Regions from separate parts of the Homo sapiens genome. Here all the other regions are linked to region 1. A link is a contact called in ENCODE Hi-C or POLR2A ChIA-PET data. All regions are on one chromosome and are shown on one strand. Each heading gives the region's core, a stretch centred on a gene start or an enhancer-like site at or near the end of the contact. The rest is flanking DNA. Distances are from core to core; before and after follow the strand shown.

What was found. Hi-C counts contacts between places; a loop is a spot of excess contacts on that map. ChIA-PET counts read pairs that join two places held with the same protein, here RNA polymerase II (POLR2A). Pooled maps may share reads with other maps.
Region 2: a map with no recorded cell type shows a loop between it and region 1 (2.8-fold over the local background). The contact joins two enhancer-like sites. A Hi-C loop is called at or near these places in 67 of 168 maps with a recorded cell type or tissue (GM12878, GM13976, GM18951 and 44 more), 26 of 37 single-sample maps with no recorded cell type and 29 of 50 pooled maps. POLR2A ChIA-PET finds 5 or more read pairs at or near these places in 14 of 52 experiments (AG04450, HCT116, HEK293 and 11 more).
Region 3: a loop to region 1 is called in a pooled map, with 4 times the contacts of the local background. The contact joins two enhancer-like sites. A Hi-C loop is called at or near these places in 5 of 37 single-sample maps with no recorded cell type and 7 of 50 pooled maps. POLR2A ChIA-PET finds 5 or more read pairs at or near these places in 3 of 52 experiments (AG04450, activated CD4-positive, alpha-beta memory T cell and naive thymus-derived CD4-positive, alpha-beta T cell).

What each region holds. Positions count from the first base shown.
Region 1 is chr13:95,378,927-95,383,864 of GRCh38, forward strand. All of the region lies in intron 1 of LOC124903193 (a long non-coding RNA gene), which reads right to left. Among named protein-coding and RNA genes, the nearest start is that of ABCC4, 80 kb to the left of the region's middle. RefSeq lists a silencer at 1,797-1,846 and an enhancer at 2,127-2,176. Within about 2 kb of position 1,930, at least 3 of the 41 ENCODE cell types and tissues checked have a DNase peak (open chromatin) inside an H3K27ac peak, as active enhancers do.
Region 2 is chr13:95,201,661-95,206,598 of GRCh38, forward strand. ABCC4 (ATP binding cassette subfamily C member 4 (PEL blood group)) reads right to left here. Exons shown (of 31, transcript NM_005845.5): 8 at 4,872-4,938. Among named protein-coding and RNA genes, the nearest start is that of SNORD13G, 6.2 kb to the right of the region's middle. RefSeq lists an enhancer at 2,263-2,763. Within about 2 kb of position 2,896, at least 2 of the 41 ENCODE cell types and tissues checked have a DNase peak (open chromatin) inside an H3K27ac peak, as active enhancers do.
Region 3 is chr13:95,225,245-95,230,182 of GRCh38, forward strand. All of the region lies in intron 4 of ABCC4 (ATP binding cassette subfamily C member 4 (PEL blood group)), which reads right to left. Among named protein-coding and RNA genes, the nearest start is that of SNORD13G, 17 kb to the left of the region's middle. RefSeq lists a silencer at 1,351-1,645. Within about 2 kb of position 2,232, at least 5 of the 41 ENCODE cell types and tissues checked have a DNase peak (open chromatin) inside an H3K27ac peak, as active enhancers do.

The sequences.
Region 1 (4,938 bases), core at 680-3,179:
TGTAAGCTCCTCCAGCCCAGGAGCAGTAGCAGCTGCCTGCAGGGTGACACCACCCTTCCCCATTTGTTCCTATAGGTCTCCTAACCCTTTTTGTAACCAATTCCCTGTTTCAAGTGCTCCTATGCTTGAAAGGCATGTGTGTCAGGCACCAAAGGCTGGATGAGACAAAAAGAGCAGGAGTAATTTATATGAAAGAGCTTGACTCAGTGGGCCTCCAGTATAGGAGGCAAGTTGTTGAAGGTGTCAAGTCCAAGTACAAATACAGTCACACCACTTTCGTTTTTCCATCAAAACACTACTCCGTTAACCAGAATGGAGTACCCACCTATTCCATTAACCAGAAGTCCAGTGTGCCCTGCTCTTCTTGGAATAACTTCACACACACTCTCCTACCAGCCTGCTGCAGTGTTTAAGAAACCTGGGATTTTAATATTATTCAGTGCAGAAGAATGGTTTTTGAAATACATATCGTCAGGTTTTTCTGGACTGGATACTAACTGATACAGTGTTTGGTACCAGAATGGTATAAAAAGAAATGACCGGCCGGGCACGGTGACTCATGCTTGTAATCCCAGCACTTTGGGAGGCCGAGGCAGGTGGATCACCTGAGGTCAGGAGTTCGAGACCACCCTGGCCAACATGGTGAAACCCCATCTCTACTAAAAAATACAAAAATTAGCCAGGCTTGGTGATATGCCCCTGTAGTCCCAGCTACTCGGGAGGCAGAGGCAGAAGAGTCTCTTGAACCCGGGAGGCAGAGGCTGCAGTGAGCTAAGATTGCATGACTGCACTCCAGTCTGGGCAACAGAGAGAAACTCCATCTCAAAAAAAATAATAATAATAGTAATAATTTGTTCGGCCAGGTGCAGTGGCTCACACTTGTAATCCTGGCATTTTGGGAAGCCGAGACAGGCAGATGACAAGGTCAGGAGTTCGAGACCTGCCTGGCCAATATGGTGAAACCCCGTCTCTACAAAAAATACAAATTAGCCGGGTGTGGTGGCAGGCACCTGTAGTCCCAGCTACTCGGGAGGCTGAGGCAGGAGAGTCGCTTGAACCTGGGAGGCGGAGGTTGCAGTGAGCCGAGATGGTGCCATTGCACTCCAGCCTGGGTGACAGTGCGAGATTCCACCTCAAAAACAAACAAACAAACAAACTCTGGTTTCTGGTAGCCATAGGACTAATAAAGACCCAAGTTTTGGTGGTTTGGGTTGCAGAATTAATTTTTTTAAATTTTTATTTATTTATTTATTTTTGAGACAGAGTCTCATTCTGTCGCCCAGGCTGGAGTGTAATGGCACAATCTGGGCTCACTGCAACCTCTGCCTCCTGGGTTCCTGCCTCAGCTTCCTGAGTAGCTGGGATTACAGGCACGTGCCACCACACCCAGCTAATTTTTGTAGTTTTAATAGAGATGGGGTTTCGCATGTTAGCTAGGCTGGTCTCAAACTCCTGACCTCAGGTGATCCACCTTCCTCGGCCTCCCAAAAGTGCTGGGATTACAAGCGTGAGCCGCTGTGCCTGGCCGAGGTTGCAGAATTATGATAAACTGATTTAGAAGCTGATGCAGGACAAGGAACCCCCAAAACTGGGGCTTAGCCTAGGAATGTTCTTGGCTTCCTCCAGGAAAGAATTCAAGGGCAAGCCGGTAGTATCAGATGACAATCTTTTATTGAATGGTCTTGTTCCTTGTGGAGCAGGGATAACTCATGGGCAGTGTCCCCAGCCTCTGCAGAGTACGGGCTGTTGGGAACTATATTTATGCCCACTTTCGACTATATGCAAATTAAGGAGTGGGTTAATGCAAATTGAGGAGAGCGTTGTTTAGAACTTTCTAGGAAAAGGGCGGTAACTTTTGGGTCCTTGCCCTGGCATTTGTAAGCTGTCATGGGCTGATGGGAGTGTCTTAACGCTAATGAGCAGCGAGGGCAGCCAGAGGTTTCCTTTGGTGCCACCTGCTGGTTCCTGCCAGCTTCTCCCTTTTTTCTCATGTGGAAACTGGGGCATAAATTGAGAACTGAGACCTTGAGAAATTTTTTTTTTTTTGAGACAGAGTCTCGCTCTTTCAGGCTGGAGTGCAGTGGCGAGATCTCAGCTCACTGCAACCTCCGTCTCCCTGGTTCAAGTGATTCTCTTGTCTCAACCTTCCAAGTAACTGGGATTACAGGCGAGGGCCACCACGCCCAGCTAATTTTTGTATTTTTAGTAGACTTTACCAGCTTGGTCAGGCTGGTCTCAAACTCCTGACCTCAAATGATCCACCCGCCTCGGCCTCCCAAAGTGCTGGGATTACAGACGTGAGCCACAGCGCCTGGCCAATTTTTTTTTTTTAACATTTTTTCCTTTTTTTTTTTTTTTTGTAGAGACAGTCTCCCTGTGTTACCCAAGCTGGTCTCTAGAACTCCTAGGCTTAAGCGATTCTCCCACCTCCGCCTCTCAAAGTGTTGAGATTACAAGTGTGAGCCACTGCAGCTGGCTGAGAATTGGGGATATTTGTGTGGATTTGGAAGAATATAAAAATCTTGAGAAACACCAAAGGCCCTGAATACCCATTGCAAGTGGAATCACGCTTCTCTCCCATTTCTGAGAAGACTAGGCTCCTTTTCCAGGGTGAAAACACCCCGTTAGTTGGAGTCTGTTCTATGTGATGGGGCATGTGCTTTGAACCAGCAATCAAAATAATATTTCTCTCATAGTCAGAATACAGGTCCAGGAATCAAGTGGTACAAGTTGGAATAGCTCCTCTCACTGTTAAATTTAGTAGTCCTAAGTTTTGCTTCCTGCTCCTGAATATTTTTGTGTTTTTTTACATCTTTTTTTTTCTTTTTTTGAGACAAGGTCTCACTTTATCTCCCAGGCTGGAGTGCAGTGGCACAATCTTGGCTCACTACAGACTCAAATTTCTGGGCTCAGATGATCCTCCCACCTCAGCCTCCCAAGTAGCTGGGACTCTACAGGCACACATCATCATACCCAGCTAATTTTTTAATTTTTTGTAGAGACAAGGTCTCGCCATGTTGCTTACGTTAGTCTCAAACTCCTGGACTCAAGCAATCCTCCTGCCTTGACCTCCCAAAGTGTTAGGATTACAGGTGAAGGCCACTGTGCCTGGCCTTACGGGTCATTCTTTATTTCCAAGAGAAGAATGCTTCCACCAAGGGACACATTATTGGTTCCAAGTGAACCAACTATTTGGGACTCTTTATGTCACTGAACCAATATGCAAAGAAAGAGGCAAATTACTGACTGGAGTAATTAATTCCAATTACAAGAAGACGTAGAGTTGTTACTACATAGTGGAGCAGGGAAGACTAAGTCCAAAAACCTCTCTGAATGATTTTTTTTTTGAGACAGAGTCTCAAAAAAAAATTGAGCAATCTTGGCTCACTGCAACCTCCATCTCCCAGGTTCAAGTGATTCTCCTGCTTTAGACTCCTGAGTAGCTGGGATTATAAGTGTGCGCCACCATGCCCAGATAATTTTTGTATTTTTAGTAGAGACAGGGTTTCACCGTCTTGGTCAGGCTGGTCTCAAACTCCTGACCTCAGGTGATCCACCTGCCTCAGCCTCCCAAAGTACTGGGATTACAGGCATGAGCCACCGTGCCTGCCCTCTGAATGATTCTTAATACCTCCAAGTCCAGTAGTAACAGTTAAAAGAATTATTGCATCAACTCAATGAAGCCTGAGTGACTAGGATTCTGATTCATCAAGAATGAAGGTTTATGTCACACCATAAGGTAAAGAATCCCAGCTAGCTGTGTTCCTTGCTGTGGTCAAAGAGAAGACAAAATTGGTAGTTGAAAAAATTATAAATATCAACTAAAGCCTTATGCTCAGTTACAAAAATGAGGACTGTAGCAGCTATGCATATTTTCTACTTTGCTTGTTATACACTTATTATTTATATAAGAATTATTGATGGAGTTTAAGTTTATAATCTATTCTTTAGGTAAAAGAATATTCCAGGCTGGGCGTTGTGGGTCATGCCTGTAATCTCAGCACTTTGGGAGGCCAAGGAGCCCGCATCACTTGAGTCCAAGAGTTTGAAACCAGCTTGGCCAATATGGTGAAACCCCATCTCTACTAAAAACACAAAAATTAGTCAGGCGTGGTGTCACATGCCTGTAGTCTCAGCTACTCAGGGAGGATGAGGTGGGAGGATTGGCTGAGCCCGGGAGGCAGAGGCTACAGTGGGCCAAGATTGTGCCACCGTACTCTAGCCTGGGTGACAGAGTGAGACTCTGTCTTAAAAACAAAACAAAACAAAACAAAAAACAAAAGAATATTCCAGTGGGATGATGACTGAACTAGAAAATAATTAACATAAACTAGAGACAGACTGAGTTATTGTTTAATGGGTACAGAGTTTCAGTTGGGGAAAATAAAAAAGTTCTGGAGATGGATGGTGGTGATGGTTGTATAACAATGTGAATGTACTTAATGCCACTAACATGAACATTTAAGAATGGTTAAGATGAGCTGGGCGTGGTGATGTGCACCTATAATTCCAGCTACTCTGGAGGCTGAGGTAGGAGGATCCAGACCAGCCCGGGCAACATAGCGAGACCTCATCGCTAAAAAGAATAAATGGTTACAATGGCAAATTTTATGTGCTGTATAATTTACTACAACTTTTTAAAAAGCACAAAACTATTATAGGATGCAAATTGGGATTCAAATATGAGTAGAAGGGTATGGCATAGTCAAAGGAGAAGGGAAAATTAGTAATCTAGTATCTCTTAGCCCTAAACCCACCCTTTCTCTCTCTGTTACCCTCTCTAGCATGTTGGGGCTGGAGTTCTGTACACCAGGCATCCCAGCCCCTGGGCCACTGGCCAGTTAGGAACTGGGCTGCACAGCAGGAGGTGGGTGGTGAGCTAGCAAGCGAACCTTCATCTGTATTTACAGCTGCTCCCTATCACTCTCATTACTGCCT
Region 2 (4,938 bases), core at 1,646-4,145, 180 kb before region 1:
GAAGAGATGAGGATTAAAGAGTGTGTGATGGGCCGGGTGCGGTGGCTTATACCTGTAATCCCAGCACTTTGGGATGCCAAGGCGGGTGGATCACTTGAGGTCAGGAATTCGAGACCTGCCTGGCCAACGTGGTGAAACCTTGCCTCTACTAAAAATACAAAAATTAGCTGGACATGGTGGCTCACGCCTGTAATCCCAACTACTCAGGAGGCTGAGGCAGGAGAATTGCTTGAACCCGGGAAGTAGAGGTTGCAGTGAGCTGAGATCGTGCCACTGCACTCCAGCCTAGCCGACAGAGTGAGACTCATCTCAAAAGAAAAAAAAGACTGTGATGGTGAATTTTATGTGTCAGCTTGGCTAGGCCACAGTCCCCAGATATGTGGTCAAACATGTCTGGGTATCAATGGGAAAGTGTTTTTCAGTTGAGATTAGCATTTAAATCTGTAGACTTTAAAATCCTACATAATGTCAGCGGGGCTCATCCAATCAGTTGAAGGCATTTAAGAGAAAAAAGACCTACAAAGAAAAGGGAATTCTGCCTCAAGACTGTCCTCCTCAGACTCAAGCTGCATCATCAGCTCTTCCCAGGGTCTCTGGCCTGCCAGCTGCCCTGCAGATTGCAGACTTACGTCACCTCCAAGTTGCGTGAGACAATTTTATCAATCAATCTACCAATCTCTCTCTGCATGTACATACACGTGGGCCCTATCAGTTCTGCTTCTCTGGAGAACTCTGACTAATACAGACGGTTTTCTAAATAAGTGAGACAAAATAGGAAATGACCTCCAGACACTAAGTCCAATCCCCTTATTTAAAGACAATAAAACCAAGGCCCAGAGAGTTGGTGAGAACCCAAGGTCTGCGTCCCACCCCGCCATACCACCTGTTGGGGCTGCTCTTTGCCCAATTATTTTTTATGGCTGCCGCATGGAAGTGAGATCTGCATTCAGGTTATGCTGTGCATGTGGGGATAAGAATGTGCACTTTTTTTTTTTTTTTTTTTTTTTGAGATGGAGTCTCCTCTGTCACCCAGGCTGGAGTGCAGTGGTGCAATCTCAGCTCACTGCAACCTCCACCTCCCGGGTTCAAGCAATTCTCGTGCCTTGGCCTCCAGAGTAGCTGGGATTACAGGTGCGTGCCACCATGCCCAGCTGATTTTGTTGTTGTTGTTTTATTTTTTGCAGAGGCGGGGTTTCACCATGCTGGCCAGGCTGGTCTAGAACTCCTGACCTCAAGTGATCCGTCCACCTAGGCCTCCAAAAGTGCTGGGATTACAGACGTGAGCCATCGCGCCTGGCCGCACTTCTGAGACAGATTGACGGCCTGGGCTAAAGCCCCGGATCAGCCTTTTATTAACTGTTAAAACGTGGAGGTGCTATTCACCCTCCTCAGGCTTCAGTTTCTTTATCTGTAATGTGGGAATGATAGGGGAGTTACACAAGTAAAAGGAGTGAGTATTCATAAGGCACTTGGGCCCCTCCTTGTTACCTAGTGGGTACTCACCAGCTATTACCTGTTCATATAAAGCCCCATGGTCTTGATCTTAATCTTCATTTATCTCATAATGGCCAGGAAGACAGACTAATTTTATTAACCAAGTAAGACTGTTTCTATTTCTCCACATGGCCCAAGGAAAGTCCATTTGTTTCACAGCCTGGAAGCCAGTCAGGAGGCTCTTTTTTTTTTTTTTTTTGGAGACAGAGCCTCACTCTGTCACCCAGACTACAGTGCAGTGGCGTAATCTCGGCTCACTGCAACCTCCACTTTTTGGGTTCAAGCAAGCCTGAGCCTCCTGAGGAGCTGGGATTACAGGCGTGTAGCTCAGGAGCTGGGATTACAGGCATGTACCACCATGCCTGACTAATTTTTATATTTTTAGTAGAGACGGGATTTCACCATGTTGGCCAAGCTGGTCTCTAACTCCTGACCTCAAGTGATCCGCTCACCTCGGCCTCCCAAAGTGCTGCGATTATAGCTGTAAGCCACCGCGCCTGGCCAGGAGGGTCTATATTTAATGTCAGACATGGCCCCTCTCTTACAAGAGCAGGTCCACCAAGTCCAAGAGGGTTTGAGATGCACAGAGGGACACACATAACGAGGCAGAGACTCCGATCCAGTCCACTCTGAAAAAAATCCAGCTCCCCAGAGTTAAGGACCCTCACACCCCCCTTGAACAAGGCCTGGTGTTCTGGGAATATTCAACTCGAGTCTGCTTCCTCGCTCGGCCTTCCTCTAGCTTCTAGTGCAGGCTGGGCCACCTTGGGTCTGTATTGGGCCCCAGACTTTTGCTAAGGTTGCTGCTTCTGTCCATCCAGCATTTGGTGCCCATTATGTGTCCATCAATGCTGAGCTGCACCGTACTGGCCTTGCTCGGCAGGAACAAAAGTACCACCAGGCTCCTGAGACCTGGCCGGAGGGCTTAGTAGCATTTGCTTAAATCAAGGACAGAAGGGAGGACACCCCAGCCACACAGAGCAAAAGACCCCAAAGTGGGAACAGAGACGAGTCATGTGCTGGGAAACACACACAGGTAAGCCCTACACCTAGGGTTCAAAAATAGGACTCCACAAGAAACAGAGAACCTTTCAAGGTTTTTGGAATACAACTAGATGAGTAAAAGAATACTGAAGGAAATATCCCACACCAGAGGATACTAAGGCAGCAACATAGGTGATACAGTTTGGCTCTGTGTCCCCACCCGAATCTCAGCTTGAACTGTAATCGCCATAATCCTCACGTGTCAAGGGTGGGACCAGGTGGAGGTAATCGGATCATGGGGGCAGTTTCCCCTGTGCTGTTCTAGTGATAGTGAGTTCTCATGAGATCTGATGGTTTTATACGCGTCTGGCATTTTCCCTGCTTGCACTTCTCCTTCCTGCCACCCTGTGAAGAAAGTGCCTGCTTCCCCTTCCGCCATGACTGTGAGTTTCCTGAGGTCTCCCCAACTATGCTGAACTGTGAGTCAATTAAACCTCTTTCCAATATAAATTGCCCAGTCTCAGGAAGTTCTTTATAGCAATATAAAAACAGATTAATACAACAGGCAACATACCATGGTTAAGAAATCATGGTTCTGAACAGATTCCTAGTTCTAAGATAGGCAAACTCCTTAACCTATTACAGGAGCCAGTTTCATTCTCTGTAAAGTGGGGACACTAATGCTTATCTCCTTCAATTGTGAGGATAACATGAAATAACATGTACAGGCTTCCAAGAGCCCTGGTCCACGGTACACACACCAACACCTGCAATCACGGTGAGGGGCAGCAACAGCAGTCAGAGAATTACAGCAGCACAATACACATGTGGCCCTTCCGTCTGAAAAAGGTGTCCTGCACACTCAGAAAGATACTCTGGTCAAAGTATACTCCTAAGTTCTTTCTTTCAAGATGCAAAAGCTACATGAAAAAAGTGTTACTGACCTGCATGGACCATCCCTTCACAGTGTTACCTGAAGCTGTTGTCAGAAAGAATGGGGATAAGAAATGACCCTGTATGGTCTGTTTTATAGGTAATATTTTTTATGAAATACAAACTTGCTAATCAGTAGTGGGAGTCTGCCTATGAATAGCCACTATGCTCCAGCCTGGGTAACACAGCAAGATCTCATCTTTAAAAAACAAACTTCATCATAAAAAAGAATCTTAGCTTTTATGACAACACCCACCCCATTCTCTCCCCTACCAAAAAAATAAAAATAAAAAAATAATCACAGCCAGTGTCAGCTAAGTTCACTCGAGTCTGTCCTTGGGCATCCATCTCTATTAAGAACCAGGAATAAAACAAAGCAGATTTTTGAAAAGCTTAGACAGTCAAGTTCTTGCCAAGCCCTCTCACAAAGCCAATTTATTTTAATTTTCAACTTATTCATAAACACACAAATACTTGAGCATACATTATGTGCCAGGACCTTACCTTGGTGATATAAATTATTTGCCCCTGGCAATTGAGTGACAGCGACTTAGGAAAAGGTGATGGTGTGTAAAGTGGATGCTATGGTTTGAATGGGCATGCCTGTTCTAAATTCACAGGTTGGAAGTTCACCCCAGCATCAGTGTTAAGAGGTGGGGCCTCTAAGAGGTGATCAGGTCGCTACGGCAGAGCCCTCCTGAAGGGGATTAGTGTCCTTACAGAAGGCTGGAGAGAACTAACCAGGCCCATTTTGTCCTTCTGTTTCCTCCACGATGGGAGGACACAGAGGTCCATCTGGGAAGCAGAGAGTGGTCCTTGTTACAGTCGTACAAATGGAGCAAGGCAGTAGAAATCAACCAATTGGAAATAAAGAAGTCTGGCAGAGATAGGTTCATCAACAGTAAGAAAAAAGTGAAAAGCGGACAGGAAAGAAATGGCAGAGGTCCTAAAGGCATGCACAGAAATTAACAAGGAAAACATCTACAGAGGAAAGAACTTATTTTCAAACAGGGATAGCTAAGTGAAGTTGAGGCCATTCTTCCTGACCAAGAAGCAGAGACCCCCAGCAAGCTCTTTCCTTCCAGCCCACAGAAGAATCATACTCAACTCATACTCACTACTTTCTCATTGGTGTTAACATAAGAGATGAAATCTATTTGCTTTTCCTGCTTTTAGACAGCTTAGACATTTTAATCACCCCTGCAGTTACCACCTGTACATCAAAAGCCCTGTGCCACTGCTGTTTATGTTGCTGCCAACAAATGAATCACAATGCTTGCATTGTCTTTACCGCGCTCTATCTAAGATAGGGAAGTACACACAACATTCTGGAATGGCGGCACGTTTTGGTTATGAGAGAGTTAAATGTCATTACACTGGAACATAGTGATGCTAAATAAAAGGAGACATCATTCTACTTCAAATGCACCTACAACTTTAAAATGGCATCTGACACCAACCTGGATTCTTCGGATGCTGACGATTGCCTCTGACACCCTCTCAATGGCTGAGGGGAAGAAGAGGGTA
Region 3 (4,938 bases), core at 982-3,481, 150 kb before region 1:
GCTATCCTAAGGAATCAGCCAAAAATTACTGCAACTTAACGCACTTTAGCAAGGTTTCAGGAAACAAAGCAAAAATACAAAAATCAATTGTATTTCTATATACTAACAACAAACGGTAAGTGAAAATTTAAAATACGATTTATGGCCGGGCACAGTGGCTCACTCCTGTAATCCCAGCACTTTGGGAGGCCAAGGTGGGTGGATCACCTGAGGTCAGGAGTTCGAGACCTGCCTGGCCAACATGGTAAAATCCCGTCTCTACTAAAAATACAAAAATTAGTCGGGTGCAGTGGCATGCATCTGTAATCCCAGCTACTCAGGAGGCTGAGGCAGGGTAATTGCTTGAGCCCAGGAGGCGGAGGTTGCAGTGAGCCAAGATCGTGCCACTGCACTCCAGCTTGGGCAACAGAGCGAGAGTCTGTCTCAAAAAATAAATAAAATAAATAAATAAAATACCATTTATAACAGCACAAATGCTACTTTGAATTATGGCATTCTTTTTTAAATGCTAACAAATATAAAAATATAAAAATATAAAATATAAAAATATAACAAATGATCTTTAAGACCTCTATCCTAATAATTACAAGGAGAGTTAAAGATCTAGGGCTTGGCGTGAGTGGCTCATGCCTGTAATCCCAACACTTTGGCAGGCTGAAACAGGAGAATCAATTGAGCTCAGGAAGATCATCCTGGGCAACATACTGAGACTCCATCTCCACTTAAAAAAAAAAAAAAAAGAAAAAGAAATGTATAAAGATGTAGATAACTGAGGAATAGGTAAATACACTATTTTCTTAGACTGGAAATCTAAATAATGTTAAGATGCCCACTCTTAACATTAATAGTCAGGTGGATAGAATTGCCCTGTTGGAGAATTACTTCTCCAACAGGGCAATTACTTCATCTGGAATTACTTCATCTGGAATTCTAAGACCATGTCTTAGAATTCAAGATGCATAACCCAACAGTTTCCTGTAAAACTTGAAAAGCTGATTCTAAAGTCAATATGAAAATGCAAGAGACTTAGAATAGTCAAAACAATCATAAAAGAAAAACAGGTTGGGTAACTTTCACTATTTGATTTATAAAGCTATAGTAATTAAGATAATTTGCTATGAAGAAAGAATAGATTCTATCCATCTGACTACTAAAGTAAAACAAAGAAAATATAGATCAACAAAACAGAATAGAGGATCCAGAAAAAGATTCACACATAAATGGCCATCTAATCTACATTTTCTCCAACTTAATTCAATGGGGAAAGAGTAGTCTTCAACAAGTTGTTATCAGGAAACTGGCCCTGGGAAGCGAATGTGCTTCTCTTAAGATTTTACAGCTTAGAAAATGACAGCACTGAGATGTGAACTCAGGTCTGACTGCTCTGAGTCCATGATTGCTCTCAGAGTCCACACTCAATCTCTACCCTTGCCAATCTGCCACTAGAGGACTTCATGGAGTCTTCTACAAAGTGCCTGGACACCTGACTCAACACCCGGGCTCTCCTGCATATGAGATTCCCAGACCAGATGGTAGGACACTCGGGCTGATGAACAGCTACCATGCTTGAGGTTTATACCTACAAGTCCGAAGGAGTTATTCACCAATGAGGGGGATTAAACCCGCAACCCATATGCTATCTCTGTGAACTGGAAGGTCTTAGTTATAAAGCATAAAATTAAGCTGAACACATATTTGAGGCCTATTAGTATCACATAGGAGCTTTTAAAATTTCCCTAAAGCAATTAAATCAGAATGTTTAGGGGAAGAGTCCAGACACCAGTGGTATTTTAAAGATTTCCCCTCATGAATACAACAGAGAGCAGTTTGAGGAACCACTGAGCTAAAGCATTTTCTTCCAGTTTGCACCCACACCCCAGTGAAGCAAATACAATTATCAGATGATGGGACGCATCTGACACTCCTAAATCTCCAGCAGCAGAAATTTCCTCTTGGAAAAATCCAAACAAAACAAGTCCTCCCTCCTTAACTTGCTTTCTTAGCTCAAACTCCAAGCTATGGAAAGTTAACTTGGCTCCTCTTAAGCTATTCCCTAGCAAACTAGAAGACTGACAAATTGTCCCTTGATGAGATTAATGTCTCACAAAATGCCCAGGTACAATTCAAGTTCACATCAGAAGTAAAACCAAAAACTGTGGGGGAGAAAAGTTTTTGAAACAAAAATTTTAACGTATTATGGACAATGTAAGAAGCACTACTGGGTCATTCTAATTTTGTCAGAAACTTAGAAAATAACATTAGAAGAGGAAGTCCAACCAAAGTATCACATGTGTCCAGGGAGATAACTTCCACACACACCACACAGTTTCACTTTGACAACACTGTCAAGAGGCTCTCTACGAATCTTCAGAAAGGAAACCGATCTACAGACTAATAGACAAAAGATTAGTTTGAGCCATATGAAATTGCTAGTTTTGTAAAAAGGCCCAAAGGAGTTGAATATATGTAATTTCTTTTTTTTAAAGAAGAGTCTTGTTCTGTCACCCACGCTGGAGTGCGGTGGCACGGATCTCAGCTCACTGCAACCTCCACCTCCTGGGTTCAAGCAATTCTTGTGCCTCAGCCTCCCAAGTAGATGGGATCACAGGCGTGCACCACCATGCCAGGCTAATTTTTGTATTTTTAGTAGAGATGGGGTTTCACCATGTTGGTCAGGCTGGTCTCGAACTCCTGGCCTCAAGTGATCCACCCACCTTGGCCTCCCATAGTGTTGGGATTACAGGTGTGAGCCACTGCACCCGGCCCTGAATATCTGTAATTTCATACTATTCAGTCTAAATATAAAGCAATATACAGTCTACAGTGAAATAAAAATAGCTTTAAATAAAAACAAAAGTTCTGTTTTAAAACTAAGACCACAACACTGTATGGCTCAGTTGCTGACAAAATTTGCTATCAATTGTCTGTCCACATCCACTGAGAAAACCCAGAGGGAGACGGGGTGGGAAGACTGGGATGCAGCCAGAGAGCTACAGGTGGCTGCAATCTTCTCACCATCAGCGCATGACGGTGCATTTATTTTTTTTACTTCAGGTTCTACTTATTGCATAGGGCGGCAGACATGACTTGGGAAGGGTGCACAAGCCCAGCCTCTCTGTGCATTATGGGAGGGCACCTTCCACTTCCTACTCAGTCTGTGGTAGAGGAGGCTGTCTGCTGCTCTGACCACTGACCTAAAAATATACCTGCCCTGCAGCAATGCCAAGAAAAGAGAAGGAAAAGATCAAGGCCAGGCGCAGTGGCTCACACCTGTAATCCCAGCACTTTGAGAGGTCAATGTAGGCGCATTACCTGAGGTTTGGAGTTCGCGACCAGCCTGGCCAACATGGTGAAATGCCGTCTCTACTAAAAATACAAAAATGCACCACCATGCCTGTAATCCCAGCTACTTGGGAAGCTGAGGCATGGGAATCACTTGAACCCGGGAGGCGGAGGTTGCAGTGAACTAAGATCATGCCACTGTGCTCTAGCCTGGGCGACAGAGCAAGACTCTGTCTTGAAAAAAAAAAAAAAGCCAGGAGTGGTGGCTCACACCTGTAATCCTGGTACTTTGGGAGGCCAAGGCAGGAGGATCCCTTGAGCCCAGGAGTTCGAGACCAGCCTGGGCAACATAGGGAGACCCTGTCTCTTTAAAGAAAAAAAAAGGAAATGGTCAAGAGGAGAGGGTTCTCAAATGAAAAGATTAAAAGAAACAGGAATTCTTCCCCCAGAAAGATGAAGAGTACCTGATAATATGAACTCTGGATGGAGCATCCAAGAGAATATATACATGTATTCCTGGAGTATCCATATTCCCTGCATACAGGGAATATGCATTTCCCCCCAAGTTACAGAATTCTAAAAAGAGAACCACACAGTATCACATAAATGGTTAAACAATACACTTAGGGTAACTACAAATATTTCTCAACACAGAAATCTATAGAGAGCACCCCTCTGAGATACACTACATACATATATTCCATATATTCTTCTAGGGCAGATCTGTAATAAATGATAAAGGAAAACTAGAAAGTCTGCAGGGACTCAACACACCTTAGAAGGTGGAAGATGAAGGACAGACAGATACTTTACCTCAAACTATCCTTCAGAGTAACTCTAAAGAAAGTGAAGACGAGCAGTTTTATCCAGAATAAAAAGTTTCCCCAAACTTTCTCAATTCTGCAAAAAAGTCTGCAAACAGCAGAGAGGAGCACCAGCAAGCAGGCTCAGGTACTGCTGTAGCTTTACCTGGCATTCAGGACAAGCCAACCCAACATCAAAATCCACAACTCAGAAGCCAACCCACTGCAGGAACCACCACGGTTCTTCAAATTAGATACAAAGTCAAGAAATCTTGAGCTAATTAGGCCACAGATCTTAAGGAAAAGTCTCTATGCCTAATGTATTTGATAATACAAAAGCTGGGATGACAAGCCCATCCTGATTAATGAAACTGTCCTCCATTCCATCGTAGGTCTAGCATTCAGATGTTTAGCATTCAGGCTCAGATCTATCCTGGCCCTAAGTCAAGGTAGGCAAGGGCAAATGGGAGATCCAGTCTCACTGGTGGCTGGGGCTGAAGATCTTCAGCTATCCTTAATCCAGGCTCAGTTTGACTAAAGGGACCCTCTTCCTCCAACATGGAGCCAACTCCCCAACTCATGTGCTCTAAGCTATAGAAGTAACCCCTTGAGACTTGAAGATGGACACATCCCCTGCTTCTGTGTCCCAGATAGCTAAAAAGTAAAAACAGGAGATAAGGCACTGTCCCCACTGCAGAGGTTATACGAACCCATGCTGGGAATATGACTTGTGACTGACGACATTCTAACATGAGCAAGTACAATGTTCAGCACACTATTGCCATGAGGAGCCCATATTCTTAATGCCAATCTGTTGACCTCACTTAAAATACAGCCTGTGCTGCACAGTCTT